2 separate regions of the Homo sapiens genome follow, and region 2 is linked to region 1. A link is an interaction called in ENCODE POLR2A ChIA-PET data of the cell type or tissue named here. Cell type or tissue: HepG2. All regions are shown on one strand.

What was found. ChIA-PET counts read pairs that join two places held together with the same protein. Peaks named below come from ENCODE experiments on the same cell type or tissue, not always from the same donor. Only the 100,000 strongest peaks of a DNase experiment are listed, where the experiment ranks them.
Region 2: POLR2A ChIA-PET joins it to region 1 with 5 read pairs; 2 of 35 experiments call an interaction of 5 or more read pairs at or near these places.

Annotation. Positions count from the first base shown.
Region 1 is chr6:63,515,400-63,517,899 of GRCh38, forward strand. It overlaps a transcript of LGSN not described here and a transcript of PTP4A1 not described here. Among named protein-coding and RNA genes, the nearest start is that of PTP4A1, 56 kb to the right of the region's middle. In HepG2, no CTCF peak of the experiment used is centred here; a DNase peak (open chromatin) is centred at 962; H3K4me3 peaks cover 1,301 bases.
Region 2 is chr6:63,377,653-63,380,152 of GRCh38, forward strand. It overlaps a transcript of LGSN not described here. Among named protein-coding and RNA genes, the nearest start is that of LGSN, 59 kb to the left of the region's middle. In HepG2, no CTCF peak of the experiment used is centred here; no DNase peak of the experiment used is centred here.

The sequences.
Region 1 (2,500 bases):
TTTGTATTTTTAGTAGGGATGGGGTTTCACCATGTTGGCCAGATTGGTCTCAAACTTCTGACCTCAGGAGACCTGCCTGCCTCAGCCTCCCAAAGTGCTGAGATTATAGGCGTGAGCCACCCCACCTGGCCTCTAAAAAATATTGATAAATTTACAGAAGTTATTTAAAATGTTGAAAATTGTAAGCAACATAGCAATCTTGAGTTGACATGTATAAAGCATGGTATTTACTTTTTTATTGATTTATTAATTCATATTCTCATTTTCTCCCTCGGTGCTAGAAAGCAAAGAGCTAGTCAGGCATGAGAATGATTAAAAACCCTTGTGAGCTAGGAAGAGAGAAGAATCTAAACAAAAACGAACCTAAGGAAAAGAACAACAAATTAGGCTTTGTGAAATGGAAGGAAGAAAGGAAAGGGAAAGGAAGGGAGGCCTAGTTCATAATGTGTTATATGATTTAGATTTTTACACAAGTAAGATATTAAAGAATTACAAGTTAACCATCTAAATGTAATACTTTCCAAATAACTTAGAAGTAACATAGTCTGATTTATTCTAAGATGTGCTATCATTTATCTTGAAAAATTTTCAGTAGAAAAATGATCATAATTTACTGGATTTTTCCTACAGTAAATCATTTATTTTTATTTATTCTTATTGGCTCTATTGAAAACTGTGTCCCTTTATTACCTTGTTGAAAATCTAAACCATCAATAGAACAGCAAAGCATATTTTAATGAAGTTAAAACCTGTTGCAACCCTAAGCAAGTAGAAGATTGAAAATAAGACTTTAATCTGTACACCAGGCAATTCTCTAAACCTGTCACTAAATTTTTTGAATCCACCTATCCAAAAGGTCAGCAAAAGTAAAGGCTTCATTGCACAAGTTGATACCAGTACTGTGCCCTTTGCCAAGAATGCTTGGGAAAATAAAGGATTCCATTGTTTCAACAGATTGACCTGGCAACTTAGTCCAGAAATGTTTTCTTTAGACTAATTTAGCAGAAGAGATGAATAAAGTCAAACAACTGTTTTACGGTAGAAGCACTTCAAAGTAGTGCTTGAGAGCTCTGAAGTTTGAATGATCTAGCTTTGAATCTTGACTCCACCAGCTGTGAGCTCTTAGTAAGTCCATTTAACTTCTTATGACTCAATTTTTCCATTTGTAAGTTGGGCATGAGGGCACTCAAACATGGCATACTGCTGGCTGTCTCTTAATACTCATTCTTCTCATCTTTCAAAGCAACAGAATCTTAGTTCTTAGCAGGACACACAGGTGAGTGGAAAAAAATCTCTTTTACAACTAGGTGTGGCCATCTGAGTTTTGGGATATATGTGGCAATGGCATGTGCTACTTCTGGGAAGTATTCTTAAAGAAAGGGGTAGGACTTCCTCTTCCTTCTTCCTACAGCTAGAATATGGACATGAAGGCAGAAGCTCCAACAGTTTCCTCTGTGGATGAGGTGACCTTGGAATTGGAAGCTATATGTGCCAGAGGTATTAGACAGAAAGAGATTGAGTCTCTGCCACCGTATCATATCAACCCCAAACTGACTCTTCTGGATTTCTTGAATAGGCAAGAGAAATAAACCATTGACCGAAGCCATTGTTTTGGGATATTTATTTCTCTGTCTGCCAAACCTAATTCTAATTAATAATACTACCACAAAGAAAGGTTTTAAGAATTAAATGAGATTATGTGCTAGCTACATAGTAAGTGTGCAATACATCATGCTTATTATTACTATTATATTATTATTAAACAAGGATAATATTATGGTCTAACTATTCAGAAAAATAAAATATATCTGGAAAGTCTTACCTTTCAGACCAGTGGCATTAAAGAACTATAAGGGTGCCTATCAAAGAATAGAGTTTCTCCTGAGAAGCAATTTTTGATGTATTAGAATAAATTACCTGCAATAAAGAAAAGAGGTCAAACAGACCTGGAATAGCTCCTAATCCCCATGGTAACCACATATTTTCTTACACCAAGTGTTGCCTAATGTTCTTAGTCTGAAGGACTCTGAATTTTAAAAAGAAATTTAAAATGGAAAATAAAGGTATGCACACATGATGCCCCGTAAAGTGAAACCATTTAAATGGTGAAAGATCTCCTGATGATAACCTCAATTAACAACAATAGCACTATGAACAAAAGAAACAATTTTGTAAAGGGAAATACACTCTAAAAACTCAAAACAAGGACCTTCACTATCTATCAACACACACACACATGCACACACACAATCACATACACACACATATATATGACTTTTATATCAGAAATTGTCAATAATGATCTATAATTCCACAATATGTATCACAGACACTGATGGAGAATTAAAAATTAAGGAGCAGCCTTCCTCTGCTTCCAAACACAGACTATGTCCAAAATCATGTCAAAAATGTCTCTACTAGCGCAACCCAATAGTTTTTAAAAGAATCCATTGACACATAAAATCTCAGTAGGGCCAAGCTTGGTGGCTCACGCCTGCAA
Region 2 (2,500 bases), 140 kb before region 1:
CTGTAATCCCAGCACTTTGGGAAGCCGAGGCAGGAGGATCACTTAAGGTCAGGAGTTTGAGACCAGCCTGGCCAACATGATGAAACCCCATCTCTACCAAAAATACAAAAAATTATCAGGGCGTGGTGGTGTGCGCCTCTAGTCCCAGCTACTCAGGAGGCTGAGGCAGGAGAATCGCTTGAACCCGGGAGGTGGAGGTCGCAGTGAGCCGAGATCGTGCCATTGCACTCCAGCCTGGGCGACAGAGAGAGACTCCATCTCAAAAAAAAAAAAAAAAAAAAAAGAAAAGAAAAAGGATGAATAACAAGAAAGAAAAACAGCCTTATTGCTGATATGGAGAAAGGTTTTAGTGGTCTAGGTAGAAGATTAAACCAGATTTTTGAAAAAAAAAAAAAAAAAGAAAAAGAGACACTTGAAGAAGAGATGGAAAAGCAATCTAGAAAGAGAAAAGTATTTGCAAAGGATGACAGGTAAGCATGACCAAGGAACTGAAAGAATTTCAGTTTAGCTGCAGCATCTAATGAACACAAACGCTTAGGGATCTAGAGTAATGGAGACAACATCTCATATCCGCAACAATAGAAACATCTGGCTTTCTTGATCACCACAGCAGGGGAACAGACATCTGAATGACTTTTATATACTTCAGTCTAGAAGTGACACACATCACTTCTACCCACAGCCTATTGGTTAGCACTAGTCATATGCTTCTCCCACCCCACCCCCAAAATTATAATGACCTAGAAAAGTAGGGGCAGATGTAATGTTTAATGCATACCACTGTCTCAGGTATAGGCATGATATTAATGGCTGTCTTACTCTATTTGTGTTGCTATGAAGGAATATCTGAGGCTGAGTAATTTATAAAGAAAATAGGTTTATTTGGCTCATAGTTCTGCAGACTGTACAGGAAGCATGGCACCAGCATTGGCTTCAGGCCACTTCCACTCATGGGGAAGGCAACGGAAAGGCACATGCACAGAGATCACACGTGAGAGAGGAGGCAAGAGACAAAAAGGAGGGAGATGCCAGGCTCTTTTTGAATAACCAACTCTTTGGGAACTAATAAGAGTGAGAACTCACACAACCCCACCCCATGCTGACAGAGCATTAATCTATTCATGAGAGATATGCCCCATGACCCCAACACCTCTCACAGTCCCCGCCTCTGACACTAGGAATCAATTTCAACATGTGATTTGGGGGACAATATTCAAACTATAGCAATTACTTTGTAAGTCATGTTTAAGCAGTTTGCTTTATTCTGAGGGTATCAAAGAGCCAATAAAGAATTTTAAGCAAGATAATTAAAGGACTGGATTTAGAACTTTTTGCAGCTCGGCAGGGTTTCCTCCCCTATTACTTCTCCTCACCTCTAAGTGGATAGGCAGTCTTTCAGAAAGCTATCCATGGAAATGATGCTGTTAACAAATATGAGATAGTTAAAATCAACAGAATGATCCATTGTCACCCCCATCCCTCAATTAAAAGCATGTGCTTTTTTGAGTGCCTCAGAGAGTAAATGCCCCCCCCTTTTTTTTAAAGCTCCTAGTTATGGTGTAGCAGCCTTAAGGAAGATGGATCATTCAGGCATAGTCAGGCACTGATATGTTTTAGTAAACAGAACCAAGAGAAGGGGATACCATGAGGCCTGAGCTTTGAAAACGAGGAGACAACTGCTGTTGTTGGCACATCCTTTCATTCCTTCTAGACACAAGCCTCAGCAGACATCCAGTGCCATCAGATCACTCTTAAAGAAGGGCCTCAGCGTAGCATCCACAGCTGGTCACTACTTCCTCAGGGATGACTTGCACCTGGGAGGAAAAATAGGATAAAGGTGGAAGTGCAGTTGATGTTGTTTCTTTCCTTATCTGTATTGCCAATAAAATTGCCTTTTCAATTTTTCTCAGTGATTAATATTTGTATGATGTGTGTGTATCAAGCAGACTACAGCAGGTCCTCTTTAGCTCCTCTTGCTCCAGTGGTCAATAACTCAGTGATTAGCAGAAGCACCTCAGAAGCTTGTTAAAAATACAGAGTCTTAGTTCATGCATTCAACTTACTTAATCAAACTCTCTGGAGTAGGATCCATGAAGCTAGTTTTAGTTGTTTTTGTTTTTTTACAAAAATTTTGCAGGCTTGTAAAATGTTGCTGTAGTTAATGTAGAAGCAATCTGCCATATAATTTTTTTCTTTTTTTTTGCGATGGAGTCTTGGTCTTGTTGCCCAGGCTGGAGTGTAATGGTGCAATCTTGGCTCACTGCAACCTCTGCCTCCCGAGTTCAAACAATTTTCCTGCCTCAGCCTCCCAAGTATCTGGGATTACAGGCGCCTGCCACTACACCCAGCTAATTTTTTGTATTTTTAGTAGAGACTGGGTTTCACTATGTTGGCCAGGCTGGTCTCGAACTCCTGACCTCAGGTGATCCACCGCCTTGGCCTCCCAAAGTGCTAGGATTACAGGCATGAGCCACCACGCCCGGCCTCATAAAATTATTTT